2 separate regions of the Homo sapiens genome follow, and region 1 is linked to region 2. Evidence: chromatin loops called from intact Hi-C (ENCODE). Cell type or tissue: Calu3. All regions are shown on one strand.

What was found. A loop is a pair of places that touch in the nucleus more often than their neighbours do. Peaks named below come from ENCODE experiments on the same cell type or tissue, not always from the same donor. Only the 100,000 strongest peaks of a DNase experiment are listed, where the experiment ranks them.
Region 1: a loop joins it to region 2, with 2.0 times the contacts of the local background. A loop is called at or near these places in 3 of 110 quality-filtered maps.

The regions. Positions count from the first base shown.
Region 1 is chr4:107,662,610-107,667,609 of GRCh38, forward strand. All of the region lies in intron 5 of PAPSS1 (3'-phosphoadenosine 5'-phosphosulfate synthase 1), which reads right to left. Among named protein-coding and RNA genes, the nearest start is that of PAPSS1, 55 kb to the right of the region's middle. In Calu3, no CTCF peak of the experiment used is centred here; no DNase peak of the experiment used is centred here.
Region 2 is chr4:107,517,236-107,522,235 of GRCh38, forward strand. No RefSeq gene overlaps it. Among named protein-coding and RNA genes, the nearest start is that of PAPSS1, 200 kb to the right of the region's middle. In Calu3, no CTCF peak of the experiment used is centred here; a DNase peak (open chromatin) is centred at 2,006.

The DNA.
Region 1 (5,000 bases), 150 kb after region 2:
AAAGGACTCTTCCTTAAATCTAGCATGAGATATAGCTTATCTTCCAACTCCAGAATTATTTTAATATATGTATTTTAAATTATAAAATAGCAGTAAAAAGAATCTGGGAGATTCTCTTTATGAGAAAACCAAATCACCCTGTATCCCAGATATGGTTATCACTGTCATTTTTCTGTCTTCCCTTTGATCTGGTCTCCATCCATAGGTACATTACACGACAAATGATAGTTTAGCAGTCTGTGCAAAGCCTATTACTTCATCAAGTAGAAAATAAAAGTTCAGAGTCAATTTTTCCTGGAAGGACAATACGATGTGCATTAAGTGAACTACACATACATTTTGTATGTTCAATTAGCTTCTTCGATATGTAAAGCCTCCAAAGATGCCTTGAGGCATACAGATTCTTTGCAGCTACAAAGTAAAGAATTGAAATCTTCTATGCTAGGGGGAGAAAACACTAAACATAACAAGTTACACAAAAAGTCAGGCACTCATTAGGACTTCTGTGAGGAAGAGTATGATACACTTTCACGAGACACTTAAAATTAAATATTTACATAATCACAAAGCTTTAGGGGCATAACATCTTCAAAACCAACGAGATACAAAAAGCAACAGGAGTCTATAGGTCAGTTATTTCCAATGTTCTTATCACTAAGAATATGAAGTAAAAAAAGAGGGCAAAGTCTTTTTATATTTAAGATCTGAGTTCCAATTCTAACAGTGCAATCTTGAGCATCTTACAACGTGTCTCCCCAGTTGTTTAAAAAAAAGTACAAAAAAGATACACACATATATGTTACAGGGCTGTTTTGACAAACTAGTGACTTAAAGTACCTGAAGAGTGGAGGATAATATTAGTGAGAACTGACTATAACACCACTCATTGTTCTAAGAGCTTCATGTGAATTTTAGTCCATTAATCTTCACACAGTCCTACTAATGAAGGCAGAAGAAACTACTGCTATCCCTTCTTTACAGAGGAAATCGAGGCCTAAGAGAGGTCAACAACTTGACCCAAATCCCTGCAATACTGTCTTTCAATGGACTTAACATAAAAAGAATACTCAGTAATTAGAGTATGCTTGCTACATGCCAGGAACTGTTTAAGCACTCTGCATGTATCAACTCATAGAATCCTCTGCACAATCCTGAGGCAGGCACTTTAATTATTTCCCATTTCATAGATGAGCGAATTGAAGTCCAAGAAATTAGACTATATCTTCCAAGGTCATATAGTTGAGAAGTATTGAAAACTAAGGTATTAAGTATTTTGTCACACAAATTTTTCTTATTTTCATGATTTTATTAAACATAATTCCCAAGTTTTTAGTCAGCATGTGATCTTCCAATGCGTTGGTAAGGTTCTAGAGAAAAATAAAAGATATTCAGCATTTCAGTTGAGCCTAAATAGTTCTATTAAAGACAAGTAAGCAATTTGCAACCAACTGTTCCAAACCCTGCCACTGTGAATAAATCATGAGCCTCCATTTCCAATGCTGAGGATCCCTTAGCAGGATATGCAGTCTGGGAACAAATGACAAAGGACTCCAGAGAAGAGAAGAATCTCATTCTCAACTTCAATGGTAAGAAAAACTCTATATAAAGCTTTCTTTGCCATCTCTGAAATGTATATTATTGTAAGGATGGGATATCTTTTTGTATGCTGTGATGGGGCTTGACTACTCTCCCCCAGGTTTACTGCTGAAAATTGTCACAATCCTAGAGAAGCAGAAGAAAGCATGCAGCAGACACATCTTCTGATTTTTACTGGCTACAACAAGGCATGTTTAGCTGGTTTCCTAATCCAGCATCCCTAGTTCAGCTCACAAAGACTGAAGACCAGGAGCAGTGTGCACAGTCCACTGCAATGCTCCAGGCACAGGGCTGGGACTGTTCTCTTCCCTCCACCCTGGAGACCCCACAACACTGAGGGCACACTCAGGTGCATCTCTGCTTCCTCTGAAGAGATGGTCCAAATAAGAACTCTGCACTAACGAATGTTTCTATAGATGATGTCTACCATTTCCTTCCAACCATATCCCCAAGTTAAAAAAAAAAAACTGTACAAATAATTTGTGATCAAATCTGTCTCCAAGGTAACTAGTTTGAACATGTAAAGGGCAATATCTATACTGTAAGCCCCATCAAATTACTGAAATATTTTGTGCACTAATAAAGTTATTCATAATTGAGCATAATTTTATCAATGTGCTACTTTACATGTATTAACAAAGGCTATAACCACTTTCTTTTCAAGAAGGGAAATTTTTTCATATTTTGTTTTTGAGTCAAAATAACTTTTTCATTAGAAGCATTTCATAAAACTCTTCCCTCTTCAAAATTCACACCCAACAATATTTTTAAATGGATTTTAGCCTCACAACTTCAATACAAAATTCTTCTGATACCTAACCAATGCCAAAATAAACATTCGAAAGGTTGCTACTGTTTTTCTCTTCTAAAAAAGATACAGAGAGTGAATGTTTTGGGAATTAATGCAAAAATAGCATGAATCAAGAGGAACTGGGAGCATCTGCTCAGTCTGTGGAAATGAGTTATACACAGATTCTATGTGTAAAGACAAAAGGACTCAGTCTCTTACAGGAATATAAAAAGAATCTTAAACATGCAGATGCTGCCAGCTTCTAGCACATTCCAGTGACAAATCTCAGTTTCCAAAACCACTACTAAACATCTGAAAGGAGCAAAACCACCTCAAAGTGACACAAGATATCTGGACAACAGAAAGTTGGTCCCTGCCACATGAGCTATCCACTTTATTTGGGATTCATTAGGATTTCCACAGACACAGCTATTAGAAACAACGTGCTCTTCTTCAATTTGTACATATAAAACCCTTTGCTTCATGAAATGTCCTTTAAAACACAAAGAGATCACAAGCCAGGCCAGGAAAAAGTCTGCACACACCTGGACATCTCACCTCCAATCTGAAAGGCTCCAGTCACCCAGCACTGAAGGGTAAAGGGGGCTCAGGGAGGCCCTAGGAGTCCTCCTGAGCAGGGGATCAGTAAATGACCCACACTCTACTATTAATGAGAGGTGAATTCCGTAACCTGTAAGTCTAGAGATATTATAAATTTATAAGTATTAATTTAATTTTAAAATGTAACACGGGGTACCCAGAACGTTGTTTGACTTTGACAGTCTAACATCTAACATATGTTGTATCCAAAAACAGACAACTGTTTTTGTTTTTACCTGGACACTGGCAGGCAGGGCAAACAACATGCGCTACATGAAAGTGGTAGCTCTCGCCTCTCATTTTAATCTTCCTAAAGAACTCTGAACATGTTAATACAATGATTCCACATTTTAAGTTTTCCTTTAAATACTTTCTGTACTTTTTTCTTGAGCCAAATCTGCTCAACAGATTTGAACACAAGGGCACATTCATATTTTTATGTAACTATTAAATTTCTGTTATCTAAACTACATGCATCCAAAGCATGAACACCAAACGACATTCCGGCAACACTTTAAAACTGAGCTGCAAAGTCTGGCTTTTATGTGTAGCATAAAACCCATTTAGAGCACTAAACCACCATTTCTTAAAAAGACAAACCTTTAAATAATTTATAGCACTAGTAAATCTAGAGTTCCTGGTAGATTTTAAAACAGTATTTAAAATATCACTTTAGATTAAAACCAGCAGCAAGAAGTCTACTTCCTTATGTCATAACAAGCCAAGTTAAAATGCAATACTAGCAGGCCATCTAGTGACCAATTTAGGGTCTAGGAAAATAAAAAAATCCTGATTTGTTAGTGTTTTCTATTTTCTTAAATACATACCAAACAAAGAAAATGAAGATGCTGTGAGAAAACGCTAAGAAATGCAGTCTTTATATGAATGACCACTTTATCTATCCTGATTATATTACATAGCCACAGTGAAAGAGAAGGCAACCCAGAAAATGACAGAGAATTCTTAACTTTATGTAAAGTACCCATGGTAACCAAAGGACCCATCATCCTATATTACCCGTTGTACAGCATACTAAAAACATTTTTCTTGGACAATGAAATAAATACTGTATCTTACTGAAGACCATTAAACAATTCCAGGTACAATTCACTTCAGAAGAGTCTCTCCAAAGGAATACAGAGGAACAGATAAAAGCAAACTCTACTTACCACTATTTTTCCATGAAGACAGTGCTTTTCAAACACCTTCATTCTCTGGGAAGTCCCAGACCATAGTACTTTCTTCTCTCTAATAAAAACTGGTATACAATTGGAAATACATACAGTGTTTGGTCTTTGTCCTCAGTTCTTGGCACAGAGCTCCTAACACCCTTGAAATCCCCTAAGTGATCAATGTGCCTTTGGAGTGCTGAGGAGAGGACTCTTGGCTGAAGGGCTCCTAGACAGCTTCATGATGGGAACTGGGACCAGAAAGTCCAAGTCACCATCACAGGGTTGCAACTTTCAGCCTCACTCTACTCCCCTGACCTCTGGGGAGCAGAAAGGCATTAGAGAGATTGAGTTCAATCACCAATGGCCAATGATTTAATCAAATGTGCGACGTAAAGCCTACATAAAAACTTCTAAATGATGGGGTTCAGAGAGCTTCCCAGTTGGTGAGCACACGGAGGTACTGGGGGCTGGGGGTTGAAGTTCATAGAGAAAGCACGGAAGCTCTGCCACCCCTTCCCTGCACATCTCTTCCATCTGGCTGTTACTGAGTCTATAAGAAACTGGAAGTAGCAAATAAAGCACTTTACTGAGTTCTGTGAGTTGTCCTAGCCAATGATCAAACCTGGTGTGGGGACAGGGTAGGGAGGTGGGAAACCTTGGATTTATAATCAGCCAGGCAAGAAAGTGGGTAGCCTGGGCACCCCATTTGGGCTGGCGTCTAAAACAGGGCAGTGTATAGGAGTGAGCCCTTAACCTGTGAGGTCTGAACTAACTCCACATAGCTAGGGTCAAAATTAAATTGAATCACTGGATACCAGATGATATCAGAGATCAAACAAAAA
Region 2 (5,000 bases):
AACATTTTAATAATTACACAGCTTTTTTTTATGTTGACTTGCTCCAGAGTTAACTCCTTTGTGTCCTCTTTTTAAATTATACATACATTTCCATTGGAAATTGTATCCATCTAGTAGCTGAAACAATCATCTAAATGTTGACTAATTACAGACCTATTTCCAGAATCACATATTTAATGCCTACTAGACAACTACAAATATTCTAGGGCGGGGGGTCAGGAAACAGGAGAAAAGAGTGAACATTCATTGAGCATTTCTGTTTTGTTATTTGTTTTTTGTTTTTTTTTTGAGACAGAGTCTCACTCTGTCGCCCAGGCTGGAGTGCAGTGACGCAATCTCAGCTCACTGCAAGCTCCACCTCCCAGGTTCATGCCATTCTCCTGCCTCCGCCTCCCGAGTAGCTGGGACTACAGGCACCTGCCACCATGCCTGGCTAATTTTTTGTATTTTTAGTAGAGACGGGGTTTCACCATGTTAGCCAGGATGGTCTTGATCTCCTGACCTCGTGATCCGCCCGCCTCAGCCTCCCAAAGTGCTGGGATTACAGGCTTGAGCCACCGTGCCTGGCCTCATTGAGCATTTCTAGAGCTCCAAACACCTCAGACTTAGTTCACCATCATTTATCAACCACACATAATGCCTCCTTTTACAGATACCTACTTTATGCCTTGGATGGCATAATGCCACCCCACCACTGACACCAGAATCTGAAGAATCACCCTGTACTCCTCACTCTTACTTGACCACATACTCAACTAGTTATGAGACATTTGAGATTCTGCCTCAAAAGTATTTGTGAATATATCCTTTTTCTATATCCTTACTTCCAGTACCATAGTTGTGGCTGTTACTAGTTTTCACATGGATTTATGTAGTAACCTCTCAGCTCTCTCCCCTCCTCTTAGCTTGGTTTCAGCAGGCAGAGCTATTCAAAAACTCAAATATAATCATACCCTGCTCTTGCTTAAAATCTTTTGATGACTATTATCCTTGCAAAAGGTTTAAACTAATTTCCTGCCAGTTCCCTGTCAACACCTGTCACAGCATCAGTACTAACCCACACACATTTCCCAAGTGTGCAGCACCCAGAAAACAGTGCTCTGTGTGTCTTTTGCATGCACAGTTTAATTGTTTTAAATTGACAGATAATGTTGTACATTTTTTATCATGTACAACATGATATTTTGGAGTATATATACACTGTGGAATGGTTAACTAGCTCATTAACAAACGTATTACCTCACATAGTTATCATTTTTGTGGTGAAAGCACAGAAAATCCACTCTTTTTATATTTTTCAAGAGTATAAAAGATCATCATTAACTATAGTCACCTTGCTGTAGAGTAGATCTCTTGACATTTATTCCTATCTAACTGTAATTACGTATGCTTGTTTTATGGCTCCAGAAAACTCTGTCCTCTCCTCACCTTTTCAAGAGCCCCTTCTCAGTGCCAGTGTAGACCTAATATGCTGTGTTCTTCTCCTCAAGGTTGTCTTTTCTGGCCTTTTACTTTGTGAACTCCTTGAATCAGACTCCGTCTTCCACCCCTTTGTCCTTGGCATCTAGCACAGTGTCTGCAACTCAATAGGCTTAGAAGAATATGTTCGAACAAATAATAGTGCCCAAAATTCCTTTACCTATCTCTAACAAGCCTGTTATGTAAGGAACCATGACACATTTGAGAAGTAACAAGGTGCTTGGGGCAAAGTATCACCTGGGATGCAAGTACATGCTGTGTTCCTTATTGAAGCTTTGCCAGGCACTGGTTAATGCATGGATAAAAAATTTTTCCTCATCTCTTCTGCAAGCATATCTTTAATTAAAAGACTAACCTGATTAACCAAAATAGATGAGTTTTACATGTAAGCAAAGGGTGCCTTTTTGGTGAGAATGACTAAAGGAGACTTTTTAAAATAACACAAATTTTGAAGGTAATCATACAGAAGACAGTGGCAAAACTCAAAGTACAAACGGGTATTTCATTCTCTAGACCACACTGCCTCCCTGTGGGAGGTTTTTTGGGCAAGGATGTACCTAAAGGAAAGTAAATCCAGTTTTGCACAATTGTAAAGTAGTGGTAGCTAGAGTTTATATAATTTTATACCAGAAGTCCACTCCCAAATATTGGGTTATAAATTGTGCTAGTTGAGTGATTTATTTTCTGAAAGACTTATGCCCATATTTTTGGATTTGGAATAGAAACATTTGTGTTCTTTTAAAAATAAGTAGTCCTGGGAATGATTTTTCCAAATGCCAAGACCAAAAAATGACATAACCACAATCTAATTATTTTGTTTTTACTACTTTGAATAATTATACTTTAAAGGTCTTAATAATTTGATTTACTTATGAGAAATATAAGACCCTAAGATCCCTAAAAATCAAGAATGGCAAAATGAAGATCTATTTGCTGTGTACCCACCACAACATTTTTTACTTAGTTTTTATATTATTTAATGACATATATCAAAAAATCAATATAGTCATTGAAATTAATGACTGCTCCCAGCCTATAGATTCCTCCTGAAGTAGAGCGTACACAAACCAAAAATATCAGATGCACTTCTGAAAGTTAAAATGATATAGTCAGTTTAAAAACATTTCAAGAATCATTTTTCATTTACCTTACAGAAAGTAATTTGTAGAATGCTACCTTTAGGCCAGGCATGGTGGCTCATGTAATCCCAGCACTTTGGGAGGCCGAGGCAGGCAGATCACGTGGTCAGGAGTTAGAGACCAGTCTGGCCAACATAGTGAAACCCCATCTCTACTAAAAATACAAAAAATTAGCCAGGTGTGGTGGTGTGTGCCTGTAATCCCAGCTACTCTGGAGGCTGAGACAGGAGAATTGTGTGAACCCAGGAGATTGGAGGTTGGAGGTTGCAGTGAGCCGAGATCGCACCATTGCACTCCAGCCTGGATGACAGTGCTAGACTCCGTCTCAAAAAAAAAAAAAAAAAAATGCTACCTTTGAAAAGAAAATGAATGTATATTTTAAGCATGATATACATTTTTTTCATGATTTCGGGATTAATTTCTTTAAATTTGCCCCAAGTTTCTAATAGTATGTAGCATTATTCAAAGGCAGAAAATGGACTTAGTTGTCTGTTTCTACAAAAGGCTTTGAGCAATTTCCAGAAATGAAATAATTGCTCATGATCTACCTTAATGCATATATTTGAAGACCCTGCTTTTAAATTTCCGGAATCTCAGAAGTATTCAAATTCATTACTTGTCTATTTCCTGACCAGTTCCCTTTGAAGTCGTTCTGGAGTCCATGCTATTATTTGAAATGCCTGGCCGTCGGTAAATAGTTGCTATTTCCTTGATGTCAGTGAAGCTGCTTTCTTTTCTGTGACCTTTACCTACGGTACCTCTTGCAGAGGCCACATATGTATTTACATGTCTGTGCGCTCTGGTCCATACATATGGTCCTTGTTAGATGCTTTTACTGCTTTACCTCAATAAGAAAGGAAGTATATTCACGATATTGACTCTTCACTGAATCTACATTTCTGTTTTCTCCAAGGGTCAAGTTGTCTTATTTACTACACACATACAAATAAAAGCTTAAGCAACTTTATTTTTAATAATGGACAATGAAAGTACACATGCCATCCATATGACAAGGACATGATTTCTGTCTTTCTGTACTGGTATTATTATATACTTCAGAGTTTAACAAAGACGATAGTGTGTGTAATGTTTTTCTTATGAGCAGAGACATGAATTTGGGACATAGCAAGAGAAAGGTAGCCTAAGGGAAAGATTAGAGGAAAAGAGAAGAGCTGAGGGATATGCCTGGCTCCCTCTCAAAGGAAGAAGCACACACCTTCATGTCACAAATTTAGGCCAAAGGGGAAAAATAGATTGTCATAAAGGGAAACGGGAAACAGGATGTAAAGCAAGAATGCTTTCCTTTTTCTCTCCGTTATCCAACTAGGCTTATAAAGTACAGAGGAGAGACCACTCTTCTAAGACAGAAAACCTGGGATTTTTCATGATTAATTTTGTGATCTTGGCCAAGTCAACCTCCCTGAGACTGTTTCCTTATATTTGAAATGATGGTTGTGTGTTAGATAATTTCAAAAACAGTTTTGGTTCAAAAAATTCTAAAAGAAATCAGAAGCTTATTCAAAGACAGGTAGAGAAGGCCATTCAAAGATAATTTGAGGGGATTGGGTTAAGTCACAGTTATAAGTCACTCTTCTCACTTTTTTTTTTATCAGATACGGCTATGTTTGAATGTTTGTCCCTTCCCAAACTCATTTTGAAATGTAATTGCTATTGTAAAAGTATTAAGAGCTGAGATCTTCAAGAGGTGAGTAAACCATACAGGCTCTGCCCTTGTGGGTGGGATTAATGGCATTATAAAAATGCAAGACTGGCCCCTGTTGCCTCTCTTTCCCTTCTGCTTTCTACCACCTGAGGACAGAGAACTCTTCCCCTAGCAGCAAGAAGGCCCTTGCCAAAAGATGGCACCTTGATCTTGGACTTCCCAACTTTTAGAACTGTAAGAAATACATTTCTGTTCTTTATAAATTACCCTGTGGTAATTTATGTCTGTGGTATTCTGCTATGGCCGCACAAAATGGACTAAGACAAATACTGACTTAGTAAAAAGATTACCCATTTTTAAAAGACAACTTCATACAGCCGGAGATAATACTTTGCTGCTCTTCATTACGAATGGAGGAAAGAGATACCAAGGAAAGAGAAATAGACAAAAGCAGAAGAATTAGCCCAGGATATAAGTAATTTTTTTATGGGACGGATGAGAGAGAGAGAGAGAGGAAACAGATAACCAGCAGAGCAGGGAGAAGAGGAGGGAGATCCAGGAAGAGGGAACGGCATGTACTAAGACTTAGAGGCACATAGGTATGAATTGTCAGGGTGTATGCAAAGAGCAATAAGCAGTTTGGTGCTGATAAATCTGACATGTAAGGAGCTAGAGAGTGTTCTGTGCTAAAGAACATTGACTTTATTCTGTAGCAATAG